Linked DNA regions of Homo sapiens: region 2 is linked to region 1. Evidence: read pairs that join two places in POLR2A ChIA-PET (ENCODE). Cell type or tissue: endothelial cell of umbilical vein. All regions are shown on one strand. Each heading gives the region's core, and the rest is flanking DNA. Links, peaks and the distances in the headings are about the cores only. Region 1 holds the start of PDIA5 (protein disulfide isomerase family A member 5). Region 2 overlaps SEC22A (SEC22 homolog A, vesicle trafficking protein).

What was found. ChIA-PET counts read pairs that join two places held together with the same protein. Peaks named below come from ENCODE experiments on the same cell type or tissue, not always from the same donor. Only the 100,000 strongest peaks of a DNase experiment are listed, where the experiment ranks them.
Region 2: POLR2A ChIA-PET joins it to region 1 with 10 read pairs; 4 of 35 experiments call an interaction of 5 or more read pairs at or near these places.

The regions. Positions count from the first base shown.
Region 1 is chr3:123,062,006-123,070,344 of GRCh38, reverse strand. It overlaps PDIA5 (protein disulfide isomerase family A member 5), which reads right to left and starts at 3,320. Exons shown (of 17, transcript NM_006810.4): 1 at 3,139-3,320. The coding sequence starts at 3,180. RefSeq lists a silencer at 3,026-3,265. In endothelial cell of umbilical vein, for the core only: no CTCF peak of the experiment used is centred there; a DNase peak (open chromatin) is centred at 3,314; H3K4me3 peaks cover 2,059 bases; H3K27ac peaks cover 1,286 bases; H3K27me3 peaks cover 348 bases.
Region 2 is chr3:123,226,552-123,234,890 of GRCh38, reverse strand. The region is part of intron 4 of SEC22A (SEC22 homolog A, vesicle trafficking protein); the gene reads right to left. Among named protein-coding and RNA genes, the nearest start is that of SEC22A, 29 kb to the right of the region's middle. RefSeq lists a silencer at 5,532-5,732. In endothelial cell of umbilical vein, for the core only: no CTCF peak of the experiment used is centred there; a DNase peak (open chromatin) is centred at 3,300; H3K27ac peaks cover 513 bases.

The DNA of each region.
Region 1 (8,339 bases), core at 89-8,088:
GAACAATGACTGTTAACATTTTGATGCACTAATTCTTCATACATGTAACTTCAGCCACCCTCAGATTTGGTTTTACATCCTGCTTTTCCCTTACTTATCACACTTGGGCATTTTTCCACATCCTTAGATATTCTTCATAAACATCATAAAATGTTTTCATAATAAACATAATATTCTGGTAAATAAAAATATTCTTTATAAACATTGCAATGGACTGAATATTTCTTCTTCTTCTTCTTCTTTTTTTTTTTTTTTGAGATGGAGTCTTGCTCCATCCCCCAGGCTGGAGTGCAGTGGCGCGATCTCAGCCCACTGCACCCTCTGCCTCCTGGGTTCAAGCGATTCTCCTGCCTCAGCCTTCTGAGTAGCTGGGACTACAGGCGCCCGCTACCATGCTTGGCTAATTTTTGTATTTTTAGTAGAGACGGGGTTTCACCATGTTGGCCAGGCTGGTCTCGAACTCCTGACCTCAGGTGATCCACCCGCCTCAGCCTCCCAAACTGCTGGGATTACAGGTGTGAGCAACTGTGCCCGGCCAGGACTGAGTATTTCTGTCATTCCCCTGAAAATTCATATGTTAAAATCCTAACCCCCAAAGTGGTGGTGTTAGGAGGTGGGGCCCTTGGTACGTAATTAGGTCATGAGGGTGGATCGCTCATGAATAGGATTAGTGCCCTTGAAAAAGGGACCCAAGAGAACTGTCTAGTCTTCTTTCTATCATATGAGAATACAGTGAGAAGTCAAGAGTCTTCTGGAGGAGGGTCCTCACTAGAATTCAACCATGCTGGCACCCTGATTTCGGACTTTTGGTCTGCAGAACTGTGAAAAATACATTTCAATTGTTCTACACCACCAGTCTATGGGATATTTCTTATAGCAGGCCAAACTGAAAAAGATAAATATCACTTTCCATGATATGGACAAGGCCAGATATTATTTAACCATGCCACTATTATTGAGCATTTAACCCATTTCCACATTTTGCTATTGTAAAAAATGTGGTGGGTGTATATCCCTGTACACGAATCCCTGCAGATGCCTTTATACCCTTCAGGTCACAGCCCAGTCCTGTGCACATATCAGCCCTCAGTAAATATTGAGTGAACAAAGAAACCCAACCGGCTTCCAGGAACCTGGGGAGCACTTATCAGATAGATACAGCATTTAAATTTACAAAGACCCAACGCGCTGTCCAGCAATCACTCACCACTGCTCCTGTTGGCATGCTCCCTCCACCTCCTACCCGCTAAGCCAACTCTAGGGCTTAGGGAAAGGAGAAGATAGAAATTGCTTGCTCAGGACTCCCAGGTTCTAGTGCTTTCAGCAAACCTACCTGCTCTTCCGCACCTCCTGGTGAAGGGGACCTGCAGCCCTCCACTGCCTAGCTAACTACCACACATCTTTCAGACTCTGTTCAACCCTACCACCTCAGGAAAGCCATGGCTGACCTCCCTTTAAATCAACGTATGGCTCCGGTTCAGTGAAGGATACTAGTACTTAAGGTCACAGCACTTGCAGTTCTGTCATTATTTGCTCACAGGACTGACTCCTTTGCCCAATCCAGGGCAACACCAGACGGCAGGTACAATGTGTGTTTTGCTCTCCGCCCAAAATCTAACCCAGTGGAGGGCAAAATATCAATCCAAACAATGTGATTGACAAATAAATGTCTGCCGAATGAAATTTCAGATTCTCAAGCCGTTTGTTTTCACAAAAGGGAGGGGAAAGGGAGGAAAGCAGGACCTCCTACTCAGCCCAAGTGCAAAGACCGATGGGGGGCGTTTCAGGAGATAGCTCCCTCCTCCTGGCCCAGAGACCCGCCCAGACCAACTGGCTCCAGGGAACTGATGGCAAACCAGCATTCAACAAACCCAGACGCAATTAAGTGACACTGCCCCACTCCAGCCTGGTTCTCCCCAAGAGGGAGAACACAGACCGAAGAGAACAGGGGGCTTCTTTCCCCACCCACTTCCAACCAGAGAGTACCAGGCCACTCCTCACTGGTGATCCAAAAGGCCAGGGTATTGGGAGATGGAAGTGTTTCAAGCAACTCAACCCACACTTTTCTCCTCCCATTTGCCCAGTGTCCTTGCCACACCCAAATGGAAAAGAACGGGAAAATCTGGGTTGGGGGGAGGGTGCCAGGAACAGGAAGTTCCCTGGAACTTCAGGGGAAAAGGACCAGGATGGTCCTAAAATAAGGGAGCGCATAAGTTATGGAAAAGATGGGGAAGGAGGCCACAATATCTCATCACACACCCACAGCGAAACGAAGGCCAAACCCCAGACCTGGGCCGGCAGGCACACCCATTCCGACCTCTCTCAGGGATGCCTGGAGTCCCCCCCACCAAGTGTAGCAAACTACTCTTGGAGTCCACTCCTTTTCCACTTTTGTAAGATTTTGCAGTTTACACAGCTTCCTCCACTGAGACCTCATCCGACTCTCAGAACCACCCTATGGGGGTAGCTTTGCCTTTCTATATCATGCATGAGGAAACTAGCTCAGATACATTAAATGAACCGCCGCGTCACACAGCTAGAAAGTGGCTGAGGCTCGAGCCCGCCTCAGTTGGGTGTAGGAGCAGCTCCTCCGCCGGGGCGGGCTACGTCGACCCCACCCAGCCCACCGAGCCTGGCCTGTGGGCGGAGGCCCAGGTGGTGGCCCGCAGTTTCCCAGACGCCTGGGGCCGAAGCCAAGAACAAGGTGGCCCTAAACCAAGGTTTCCGGCAGTGCAGGTAGTAAGCACCCCCATCCCACCCCGCACTCACACAGGTGCAGGGCTCGGAGTCTGGAGCGGAGCTCACCCCGCAGCCCGCCGGCGTCCTGCCCGACCGGCTGTGCCCCGACCTGCATCCCCGCAAAGTTGTGGCCGTGGCGTAAGCACCCTGCCAGGGATCTCCCGGCGCCCCACAGCTGCCTCCTGCCCCTGCGTCCGGGAGCGCTTGGCGGCGAGGGCACCGGGACGCCCGCTGTCTCCCGCGTAGCACCCAGTGCCCGCCTGCCTGGCATGCACGCCCTCATCCCGGTGCCCCGGGGCAGCTCCCCGCACGTTCCGCAGAGGGCTGGAGCAGAGAGCGCAGAAGGGCACGCGGGACACACGTGCTGGCCCGGCCCGGATCCCTGCCCCACAGTCTCACCCAGATTGCCAGCAGCAGCCACGCCGGCCCGGCCCGCGCCATCCCAGCAGCGCTGCCCACCGCTGGCTCCTTTCTCCACTCCGGCGCCCGCTCCCGCCCGCCCGCCTGCTAGCTCCACCGCGGCCAACCACCACGGCCACTTCCCAGCCGCTCCCCGCCTCCGAGTTCCCGGTGCCACGTCTGCCAAAGCATGCGCAGCAGCTGGGGAGAGGCGGCCGGGAAGAAGTGCTCGCTGGGAGTTGTAGTCTGCAGCCTGGCTCAGCTGGGGGCTGCGGGTGCGGACTGGGCTCCGAGGCCACGTGGCAGCGAGTGAAGTGCGAAAAGGCAAGGTCAGGGAGTAAGGGAAGGCAATTAATGAGCGGGGGCTTACTCTGTGCCTGGAGCTTCAGAAACAGTATCTCACGCAGCTCACAGAAATTAGGTTTTATTTTCTCCACTTTGAGGATTAGGAGGCAGCGCAGGGAATTTAAGTACGTTGATCCAGATCACACAGCCGGTAAATGGCAGAGTCCAGGGCTGCCTGTGAAGGACAGGAAAAGCCCTCATCCCTGCCTCCCAGACTCCCTCCTGCTTATTCTATTTAACTTCAGTAAAACATTATTGAGCTGTTGGAAAACAATCTGGTGGTTCCTCAAAAAGTTAAACATAGATTACTATATGACCAGCAATTCCACCCTTAGGCTAATACCCAAAAGAATTGAAAACAGGTATTCAGACAAATGCACGTACACCAGTGTTCACAGCAACACTATTTACAATAACCAAAAGGTAGAAACAACTCTAACGTCTGTCAAAGGATGAATGGGTAAACAAAGTGTGATACATCCATCTAATGGAATGTTATTTAGCCATTAAAAGGAATAAAGTGGCCCAGCAGGGCAGCTCATGACTGTAATCCCAACACTTTGGAAAGCTGAGGCAGCAGAATCGTGTAAGACTAGGAGTTTGAAACCAGCCTGGGCAACATAGCAAGACCTCATCTCTGCTAAAAATAAAAATAAAATAAAATAAAATAGCTGGTGTGGTGGCAAGGGACTGTAGTTCCAACTACTTGGGAGGCTAAGGCGGGAGGATTGCTTGAACCTGGGATATGGAGACTGCAGTGAGCCAAGATCATGCCACTGCACCCCAGCCTAGGCCACAGGGTGAGACCCTGTCTCAAAAAAAAAAAAAAAAAAAAAGGTGGGGGGGAGAGAATAAAATGCTAATACATTCTACAATGAATGAATCTCAGAAATGTATGCTAATGAAAGAAGCCAGACACAAAAAGTCACATATGATGTGATTACATCTTATGAAATATTTAGAATAGGTAAATCCACAGAGACAGAAAGCATAGTAGTGGGGGTGGGGAGGAAGGAATGGGGAATGACTGCTTAATGAGTATAGGGACTCCTTTGGGAGTGATAAAACATTTTGGAACTAGATGGAGATGATGGTTCCACAACATTGTGAAGGTACTAAATGCCACTAAACTGTACACTTTAAAATGGTTAATTGATGTTATGTGAATTTTACCTGAGTAAAAATTTTCAAAAGAAAAAAACTCTTTATTGAACCCATTCCCTGTGCTAAAGCAGGGGTCCCCAAACGCTGGGCCTCTGGACAGTCTGTGGCCTGTTAGGAACCAGGAGGCAAGCTGTGGGCCAGCGAGCATTACCACCTGAGCTCTGCCTCCTGTCAGATCAGTGGTGGCATTAGATTCTCATAGGAGTGTGAACTCTATTGTGAACTGCACATTCAAGAAATCTAGGTTGTGGGTGCCTTATGAGAATCTAATGCCTGATGATCCGAGATAGAACAGTTTCATCCCAAAACCATCCCCTGTCCCCCCACCATCTGTGGAAAACTTGTCTTCCACAAAACCGGTCCCTGGTGACAAAAAGGTTGGGCCCTGCTGTGCTAAAGCATTCTTGCATGCAGTCAGTTCATACATTCAAGAATGTTTATTGAACACTTACTATGTCCTGAGGCTCAAGATATCCAGTAGTGAGATGAACAAGAGAACAGCACAGTCAGAGGTTGGTAAGTTATAGCTGAAAGGTCCTTGCCTTCTGTCAGGAGAGTCAAAGCTCAAAACTTAGAAGTTATCCATTACTCGCTTCCTATTCACAACAGGCCCATCCAACCCCTCACCACATCCTGTCAATTTTACCTCCAGAATATATCTCTCCTGCCACCTCCCAAGTCTAAGTGACTATCACCTAGGGAAGGGTAACAGTTTCTGAAAGAGTGTGCCTGCTTCTCCCCCATGCCATCCATATGTTAATGTCAGTTGGATCTTGCTTGCCCCTCCCCTGAAACCCTCCAGTGGTTTCCCATTACCCTTAGAATAAAATCCAAACTCTTCCCAAGACCTGCAAGCCCTGCATGGTCTAGGCCCTCGCCCGCCCGGTAGACCTCATCTCCTGCCTCCCACAACCCCTGTCCACTGGGTCCAGTTACACAGACCATCATTTCCTCACCCCTCCCCTCTCCAGAGCTGCTCCTGCCTCAGGGCTTGTGCTCCTCCCATTCTCTTTGCCTTGGCAATTTCCTTGGCCTTTGTCTGGCTGGCGCCTTTGTATCCTTCAGGGTTCTCCTATCTATCCCCTCTCAGAGATGCCCTTCAGAGCAGCCCATCTACAGGTGAGTTTACCCTCCCCACTGCCAAGCTCCTTTTTCTCTATCTCAACTTCTGCTTAGGTTCTGTTGCTTCTTTGCCCAGCACCTACCAAAACCCACAAGACTTACTGAGTCCTTGTGTTCATTGTCTCTTGCTCCAACCTGAATGTCAGTTTCCTGTCCCTCTGTTCATCACCTTGCTTCCAGGACCTAGCACAGGACGGAGCCACAGATGGTTCTCACTGTTCTTTTTGATGAATGACTGAATGATTGAGCTAAGTAATGTGTTGGGAAGTGTCAGAAATTCCTAAAGCAGTTTGGGGACAGGGCTTCCTTGGCATGCTCTGCTCTGCAACCTCGAACTTATGACCTGCACATGGGAAAGTGAGATTTGCACCCCTCTCTGTGGGTCTCTGTTTCTCATCTGTCAAATGAAGCAGTTGGTGAGGATGCAGAGCTACTGGAACACTCACGCATTGCTGTGGGAGTGTAAATTGGCTCACCTACTTTGGACAACTGTACATGTACAAAATCTGAGCCAAAATGTTCATGGCAGCTTTATTCACAGAAGCTGTTATGGACTTGTGTCCCCCCCAAATTCATATGTTGAAGTCCTAACTAACCCTTACTACATCAGAATATGACCGTACTTAGAGCCTTTGAAGAGGTAATTAAGGTTAAATGAGGTCATTGTGGTGGACCCTAATCCCATATGGCTGGTATCCTTACAAAAAGAGGACAGTAGGACACATATACAGAGGAAAGACCATGTGAGGACACAGAGAGAAGACAGAATGGCCAGTGACACGCCAAGGAGAGAGGCCCTCAGAAGAAATCAACCCTGCCAAAAGCTTGATCGTGGATTTCTAGCTTTCAGAATAATAATAATAATAAAAAACAACCTCTGTCATTTAAGCCACCCAGCCTATGGTGGTCTGTTACGGCAGCCCTAACAAACTGATACAGTAGCCCAAACTGGAAACAACCCAACTGTCAGAACAGGAGAGTAGATAAATTAGCGATAGCATATTCTGCAAAAAAGAGAGACAGAGAGAGAGAGAGAGAGAACAAACTCCTGATAATATGCAACAACGTGGATGAATCTCAAAACCCTGATGTTGAGCAAAAGTAGCCAGACACAAAATAATATGTACTGTATGATTCCATTTATCTGAAGTTCAAGAACAGGCAAGTACAATCTGCCTGTTCGATAAAAGAAAACAAGTGGATGAGGAATAGAGACGGACTGTGGGGAAAGCATGAGCAAACCTTCCAGGTACTGGAAATGCTCTGCATCTTGCTTTTTTGTTTCTCTGTTTTGAGACAGGCTCACTCTGCCACCCAGGCTGGAGTGCAGTGATGCAATCTCACTCACTGTAACCTCCATCTCCTAGACTCAAGTCATCCTTCCACCTCAGCCGTCCGAGTAGCTGGGACCTCAGGCTCACACCACCACACCGGGCTAATTGTGTATTTTTAGTAGAGACGGGGTTTTGCTATGTTGCCCAGGCTGGTCTTGAACTCCTGGGCTCAACTGATCTGCCTGCCTTGGCCTCCCAAAGTGCTGGGATTACAGATATGAGCTACCATGCCCAGCCTGTATCTTGATTCAATGATAGTTACATGACATTTAAGATGTGTTGAAATTAATTTATTATTCCAGCTGAATTGATTTATTTTCTAAACTAGATACTAAGATTTTACGCTTTATATACACTATCTCTCAGTCTTTTTCTTAAGTCTGAACATTGAAGGGTGGTGTGAATCAGCTAATCTTCAGGATTCCTTGTAGCTCTTGTATCTTCGAAGTTCAAGACTGGCTAAAAGTTCCTGGGTCCAGGGAGGGCTGAACTCTGCAGAAATGTAACTGCCAAAAGGGGCAAGAGTTGAAGGGAGGAAGGCAGGAAGGAAGCTATGCACCTGAGAGCCAGGGAAACAGAGGGCAAGGGACCGAGGGGGGCAAATAAAAATTTCCAAGAAAACAAGCCATTTCATTCTGCAATTGAAACAAGCTAAAATGCGATTCGTAGCCCTTCTGGGAATGCTTACCAATTCTAAGCTTCACTCTCCTTGAAATATTAGGAGAATAGCACAGGGCAAGCACTGTCCCTCCTCCATTAGAGCCCTCAATGGGCACCATCCATTTTCCAGCAGCAGCCCCGCGGGGCCAGGCCAGAGACACTTCTTGTCCTGCAGTTTATTGCGAATTGTGACACCACCTTATATTTGTGTAGCCAGTTCCCCTCCATCATCTCGGCTGGGATGAGGACTAGCACAATGACCATTTTCTGCATTCAGGCAAGATAAGAATCGGCCCAGAAAGAAAAGGAGGAATGTTGAACCAAAGAAGCCAGACACAGAAGAGTACATTCTGTAGGATTCGTTTATATGAGAAACATGAGGCAAAGGTTGTCTATTTTGTTAGAAGTCAAAATAGTGGTTACTCCAGGGGGAAGGATGTCAGTAGTCACTGGAAGGGGGCCTCTTGAGGTGCTGGTAAGATTTCACGTCTGAATCAGGGCACACGGGCATGTTTACACTGTGAGAATTAATCACACACACCCAGAGACTATAAAGTATGATATGGTTTGGATCTG
Region 2 (8,339 bases), core at 47-8,046, 160 kb before region 1:
CCACCACGCCTGGATAATTTTTGTATTTTTTGTAGAGATGAGGTTTCGCCATGTTGCCCAGGCTGGTCTCGAACTCATGGGACCAAGCGATCTGCCTGTCTTGGCCTCCCAAAGTGCTGGGATTACAGGCGTGAGCCACTGAGCCCAGCCTATTTTTTCTTTTTTCATTGTGATTTTGGTGTTAAGTCTTAAAAACCTAATATAAGATTATACAAAGATTTATATGTATGTTTTCTCCTAAAAGTTTTATAGTTTTGTTGTTAAGTTTTTGATACATTTTAATTAATTTATATATTTTTTTTGAGGTAGGGGTCCAACTTCATTCTTTTGCATGTGGTATCTAGTTGTCCTAGCACCATTTGTCAAAAAGACTATTCTTTCACCATTGTCTTGGCATCACTGTTGAAAATTAGTTAACCATAGTGAGTTTACTTCTGTACTCTCAATTCTACTCCATTGATCTATGTGTCTATCCTTAAACTAGAACCACACAGTCATGATAATTGTAGGTTGGTAATAAGTTTGGAAGTGTGAGTCCTCCAACTTTGTACTTTTCCAAGATTTTCCAAGATTATTTTGGCTATGCTCCATCCCTTGCATTTCCATATGAATTTTAGGATCACCTTGTCAATTTCTACAAAAAAAGCCGGGATTTTTATAAAGAATGTGCTGAATCTCTCTATTAATTTGGGAAGTACAACCATGTAAATAATACTGTCTTTCAATCCATGAACATGAGACTATTTGTCATTAATGTAGGTGTTGTTTCTTTCAATTATGTTTTAAAGTTTTCAGTATATAGGGTTTTCTTAATTTCATTTTCAGATTGTTCATTGTTAGTGTATAGAATACAATTGTTTTTTATATTAATCTTGTATCCTGCAACCTCACTGAACTCATTTATTAGTTCTCAAATAGTTTTTCAGTGGATTCCTTAGAATGTTCTATATAAAAGATTACGTCATATGTGAATGGTGTTATTTTATTTCTTCCTTTGCAATCTACATGCCTTTTTATTTATTGTCCTTGTCCAACGGCCTGCTGTGCCTTGAACTTCCAGTATAATGTTGACTAGAAGTAGTGTAAGCAGACATCTTTGTCTTGTCCCTGGATCTTAGGAAAAAGCATCCTGTCTTTCACCATTAGATATAATGTTAGTTGTGGGTTTTCCATAAGGGACTTTTATCAAGTTGAGGAACTTCCCTTCTATTCCTAGTTTGTTGAGTGTTTTTTTTTGTTTGTTTGTTTTTTTGCCATGAAAGGCTGTTGAATTTTGTCAAATGCTTTTTCTGCATGTATTGAGATAATCATGTGTTTTTCATTTCTTATTCTATCAATATATTACATTAATTGATTTTTGGATGTTAAAGCAACCTTGCACACCTGAGATAAATCCCACTTGGTCAGGATTTATGCAGGTCATGCATCCTTTAACAATGGGGATACATTCTGAACAATGTGTCATTAGGTGATATTGCTGTGCAAACGTCATAGAGTGTATTTACACAAACCTAGATAGTATACCCTAATACATACCTAGGCTATATGGTATAGCCTATTGCTCCTGGGTTACAAACCTGTGCAGCATGTTATCGTACTGGCTACTGTAGACTACTGTAACACAATAGTATTTGTGTATCTAAACATAGAAAAGGTGCAGTAAAAATATGCTATTATAATCTTTTGAAATCACCACCATATATTCAGTCTATCACTGACAAAATGTTGTTATGTAGCACATAACTGTAATTTTTTCTTTTAGAGACATGGTCTTGCTCTGTCACCCAGGCTGGAGTGCAGTGGTGTCATCATTACTCACTGCAGCCTCAAACTCCTGGGCTCAAATGATTCTCCCACCTCAGCCTCCTGAGTTGCCGGGACTACACATGCATACCATCACGCTAATTTTTAAAAATTTTTTGTAGAGATGGGGTCTGCCTATGTTGTCCAGGCTGGTCTCAAACTCCTGGGCACAAGTGATCCTCCTGCCTCAGTCTCCCAAAGTGCTGGGATTATAGGCATGAACCACAGCGCCTGGCCTAATTTTTTAAATACGTTGCTGGATTGGGTTTGCTTGTATTTTGCTGAGGACTTTTGTGTCCATATTCATAAGATATATTGGTCTGCATTTTACTTTCTTTGTGATGACTTTGCCTGGTTTTGGTATTAGTATGATACCGGCCTCACAGAATACGGAAGTATTTTTTGTAGAGACAGTGTTGCACTACATTGTCCAGGCTGGTCTTGAACTCCTGAGCTCAAGCCATCTACCTGCTTCGGCCTCCCAAAGTGGTGGGATTACAGGTGTGAGCCACAGCATCTGGCCCTTTACTGTTTTTTTGGAACTGTTTGTAAATAACTGGTTATTAACTCTTCATTAACTGTTTGGTAAAAATCACCAGTAAATGTATCTGGGCCTGGAGTTTTCTTTGTGGGTAGTTTTTATTACTAATTGAATCTTTTTGCTTTTACAGATCTATTCATATTATCTTCTTGCATCATTACCAGTAGTTGGTGTTTTTCTAGGAATTTATCCATTTCATCAAAGTTATTGAATTTAATGGGAGACAGTTGTTTATAGTATTCTTTATAATCCTTTTTATTTCTAGAAGGTCAGTAGAAATGCCATCCTTTTCATTTCTTTTTTCTTTTAGACAGAGCCTCGCTCTATCACCCAGGGTGGAGTGCAGTGGTGTGATCTCAGCTCACTGCAACCTCCACCTCCCACGTTTTAAGCAATTCTCGTCCTCAGCCTCCTGAGCAGCTCGGATTACAGGCACGTGCCACCATGCTCAGCTAATTTTTTGTATTTTTAGTAGAAATGGGGTTTTGCTATGTTGGCCAGGCTAGTCTTGAACTCCTGGCTTCAAGTGATGCATCCACCTCAGCCTTCCAAAGTGTTGGGGTTGCAGGCATGAGCCACCGTGCCTGGCCCCTTCATTTCTAATTTGAGTAATTATTTTCTGGGTCAATCTAGCTAAGGGTTTGTCAGTTTTTTCAAAGAACCAACTTTTGGTTTTGTTGATTTTTCTCTACTGTTTTCCTATCCTCTATTTCATTTGTTTCTGTTCTAATCGTTATTTCCTTCCTTCTGTTTGCTTTAGGTTTAATTTGCTTTTCTTTTTCCATTATCTTTAAGTGGAAAGTTGTCTTCAAATCTGGTTTTTGTTTTTTTAAACATAGGCATTTACAGCGATAAATTTTCCTCTAAATTTAGCTTTTGCTACTACATCCTGTAAGTTTTGGTATGCTGAATCTTCATTTTCATTCATCTCAAAGTACGCATTTCCCTTTTGATTTAGTCTCTGACCCATTCACTATTTAGGAATGTACTGTCTAACTTCCACATATTTGTGAGTTTCCCAAATTTCTTTCTGTTTTCACTTCTAATTTCATCTAATGTAGCTGGAGAACATACTTTGTACTATTTCTATCCTTTTAAATTTATGAAGGTTTTGTTTTTCTTTTTGTTTTGTTTAGCTTAGCATAAGGTCTATCCTGGAGAATAGTTCACATGCACTTGAGAAGAACATAAATTCTGTTGTTAAATGGAGTATCCTAATAGATGTCTGTTATGTCTCACTGGCATATGGTGGTGCAGGTGTTCAAGTCTTCTATTTTCTTATCTTCTGCCTAATTGTTCTATCCATGATTGAAAGTTGTGTATTTAAGTCTCCAACTACCATTGTTCAATTGTCTATTTCTGTATTCACTTCTGGCAGGTTTTACTTAATGTACTTTGGGGCTCTGTTGTTAAATGCATGTATGTTTATAGCTCTATCTTAATTGATTCACCCTTTTATCATTATAAAATGTCATGCTTTACCTCTCATACCAATGTTTGTCGTAAAGTCCATTTTGTCTGATATTAGTATTGGTACTCCAGCTCTCTTTTCCTCTTCATTTATCTTTTTTTATCCTTTGACTTTCAATCTATTTGTATATTTGAATCTAAGGTATGTCTCCTGAAGACAACATATAGTTGCATCTTGTGTTTTTATTTTTACTCCAATCTTACAATCTCCATCTTTTGACTGGATTATTTAATATATTAACACTTTTTAAATCCATTCATATATAACATTATTACTGATATAGATTTACATCTGCCATTTTTTCCCTTTTTTCTTATCCATCTCATGCCTTTTTTGGCTCTATCCCTCCTTCACTTTTTTTTTTTTTTTTTTTTTTGCATGAAGTGAATATTTGGTAGTACGGTATTTTACTTTAATAATTTTTCACTACTTTTTATTTGCTTTGTGGTTGCTCTAAGCTTACCATGTACATCTTAACTGCAAGAATTTATACTATATTCTAATGAGCCACAGAAACATTACTCCTATATAGCTCTATTCCCTTTATCTCCTTTTTGTGGTATTGCTGTTATACATATCAATAAACATCACAAACTCCATAATGCATTGTTATAAATTATGACCTTCTATAATTTTATGTCTTCCAAAAATGCTAAGAAAGGATAGTAATTATATGTTTATAGCTCTTGTTAATATTTATCTTATCTTTCTGGCTTCCTTCATTAGTTCCTGTTGATTTGAATTATCATCTGGAGTAATTTCCTTATCCCAGTACAACTTTAATACCACCCATGTCCTTTTTGCTGTATGCGAAAACATATTACATTTCTATATGTTATAGGCCCAAATGACATTATATATACACTGTTTTATATGATCACTTTTTAAATCAGTTAAGAGTAGAGAGTAGAAGAAAAATGCATTAATGTATTTTTACGAGTCAGAGTCTTGCTCTACTGCCCAGGCTGGAGGGCAGCCTACCTCACTGCAACCTCAAATTCCTGGGCTCATGGGATCCTCCCACTTTGGCCTCCCAAAGTATTAAGATTACAGGCATGAGCCACCACACCGGGCCTTTACTGTCTTTTTTAATTACTTAATTACATTTACCCTTGTTCTTTGCTTTTTTTCAAATGGATTCAAATTATTTTCTAGGGTCACTTGTTTTCATCCTAAAGAATTTCCATTATTATTATTATTTATTTTTTTTTTTTGAGATGAAGTCTTGCTCTGTTGCCCAGGCTGGAGCACAGTGGCGCGATCTCGGCTCACGGCAATCTCCGCCTCCCGGGTTCAAGCAATTCTCCTGCCTCAGCCTCCTGAGTAGCTGGGATTACAGGCGTGTGGCACCATGCTCAGCTAATTTTTGTATTTTAGGTAGAGACGGGGTTTCACCATGTTGGCCAGGCTGGTCTTGAACTCCTGACCTCGTGATCTGCCCGCCTCAGCCTCCCAAAGTGTTGGGATTACAGGCGTAAGCCACAACATGCAGCCAAGAATTTCCTTTATTATTTCTTATAAGGTGTTTCTGCTAGTAACGAATTCTCTTATCTTTCATTTATCTGTAAATATCTTTACTTTGCCTTCATTTTTTTAAAAGATAACTTTGCTAGATATAAGATTCTTGGTTACTGGTAGTTTTTATTTTCTTTCTTTCAGCAATTTGTATGTCATTCCATTGCCTACTAGTCTCTATTGGTTCTGCTAAGAAGTCAGCTGTTAATCTTATTGAGGTTCACTGTAAGTGATGAGTTTTGGTTTCCTTTTAACTTTTATTTTAGGTTCAGGGACAGGTTTGTTATACAGGTAAACTCATGTAAGTGACAAGTTCTTTTTCTCTTGCTGATTTCAAGACTTTCTCCTTGTCTTTAGTTTTCAGCATTTTACTATGATTCATCTATTTGTGGATCTCGTGTGTATCCCATTTGGAGTTCACTGAGCTTCCTGCAAGAGCAGACTAATGTTCTTCAGTAAATCTGGGAACTTTTCAGCCATTATTTCCTCAAATATTTTTTCTGCTTTTTCTCCCCCTTCTTCTTCGGTATCCTATCACACCTATGTTAGCATGCCCCATTTTTTTGAGGTTCCATTCATTTTTCTTCATTCTTTTTTCTGTTTTTCAGATTAGATAATCTCTATCAATCTATCTTCAAATTGCTAACTCTTCTGCCAGTTCAAATCTATTGTTACGCCCTTCTAGTGAATTTTTCATTTTAGTAATTTTACTTAATTCCAGAATTTCCACTGTGTTTTTTAAAAATAATTTCTCTTTATTGGTATTGTCTATTTGATGCAACATTATCATACCTCCCCCTTTACTCCTTTAATAGTTTCCTTTAGTCTTTGAACATGATTATAATGACTACTTTGAAGCCTCTGTCTGTTAAATCTGACAGCTGATTGCTCTCAGAGGCAGTTTCTGTTACCTACATTCTGTCCCCTCTACCCCATGCCCACAGTGTGTGGGTCATATTTTCTTTCTTTTTTTTTTTTTTTTTTGAGATGGAGTTTTCGCTCTCGTTGCCCAGGCTAGAGTGCAATGGTGCAATCTCAGCTCACTGCCACCTCCGCCTCCTGGGTTCAAGCAATTCCCCTGCCTCAGCCTCTCGTGTAGCTGGGATTACAGGCATGTGCCACCCTGCCCAACTAATTTTTTTTTTTTTTTTTTTTTTTAGTAGAGACGGGATTTCTCCATGTTGGTCAGGCTGGTCGTGAACTCCCAACCCCAGGAGATCCGCCCGCCTTGGCCTCCCAAATGCTGGGATTATAGGTGTGAGCCTCCACACCTGGCCATATTTTCCTGTTTCTTTGCATGTCTTATAATTTACTGGAAATTGGACATTTTAGATAACATATTGTAACAATGTGGGTACTAGCCCACTCTCCCCCTACCACCCCTGACCAACTGGGCTTGTTATTGTTATCTGCTTGTTTACTAACTGACTGGATTATTTTAATGAAATTTGTTACCCTCTTCTCCCACATTTGTATGTGAAGTGTTGTATTCAGTCCAAATTTAAAGAATATTAACAAACTAAAGCATGTCTAGAGGAAGCTTCTAGGATGGGGAGAACTTGAAATGCCATAAATGAAAAGGCTAAGTGAACTGGAGTTTTTTTTTTTTTTTTCTGATGGAGCTCGCTTTGTCACCCAGGCTGGAGTGCAGTGGTACGATCTCAGCTCATTGCAACCTCTGCCTCCTGGATTCAAGCAATTCTCTGCCTCAGTCTCCCGAGTAACTGGGATTACAGGTGCCTGCCACCACACTCAGCTAATTTTTGTATTTTTAGTAGAGACAGGGTTTCACCATCTTGGCCAGGCTGGTCTTGAACTCCTGACCTCGTGATTCAAAAAGGTGCATGTTTGTTGCAGTTTAATTGAAAATTTTGCCCTTTGTCAATATACAATGATAAATGTGTTTGCTTTGTATTCTATAGTTGATATTGTCTTACATTTTTATTTCTTTTTTTATTATACTTTAAGTTCTGAGATACATGTGCAAAACGTGCAGGTTTGTTACATAAGTATACATGTGCCATGGTGGTTTGCCACATCCATCAACCCATCATCTATATTAGGTATTTCTCCTAATGCTATCCCTCCCCTTGCCCCCAACCCCTTGACAGGCCCCCGTGTGTGATGTTCCCCTCCCTGTGTCCATGTGTTCTCATTGGTGAATTGGAGATATTTATATGAAGTAGACTAGTCTAAGAGGATGGAAAGGACACACAGTTGCTGACTTAACTGTTATTCTGGTTCTGCTGAAGGAAGGGAGGAACAGATCACAAAACAAACTAGTAGACATAGGGAAGCTGACTTTAGCTCAATTATATAAGGAAGTTTTTTTTTTTTCCTAAAGCCTTAGGTTGGAATAATTTTCTTAAACAAATAGTCTGACAATGGCATATGCTACCTTATAAAATAATGAGGTGTTCATTTTAAGCAAAAGTTTATATCATTTCACAACTGTTGACGATAGTATTCCTTCTTTGGGATGGGAGGTTTGAGCAGACGATCACTAAAGTATTTACACCTTCCGTGACAGTCAAGAACACTGGCCTTGAATGTAGCCATTTTAACAAAATGCAAAGCACTTTACATGCCTATAAATATGCAGTACAAAGAACCTATTTTTCATTTCTAGAAAAATGTTTACAAAGAAACCTTAAATGTTTTCCTAGCCATATACAAAGATCAAATCAAAATGGATTAGACTTAAATCTAAGACCTCAAACCATGAAGTTACTAAAAGATAACATTGGGGAAACTCTCCAGGACATTGGCCTGGGCAAAGATCTCTTGAGTAATACCCCACAAGTACAGGCAACCAATGCAAAAGTGGACAAATTGCATTATATTGAGTTTAAAAGCTTCTGCTCAGCAAAGGAAACAACAAAGTGAAGAGACAACCCACAGAATGATAGAAAATATTTGCAAACTGAGAAGGGAATGTGAATCCCTATATTCATCTGACAAGGGATTAATAACTAGAATACACAATGAGCTCAAACAACTCTATATGAA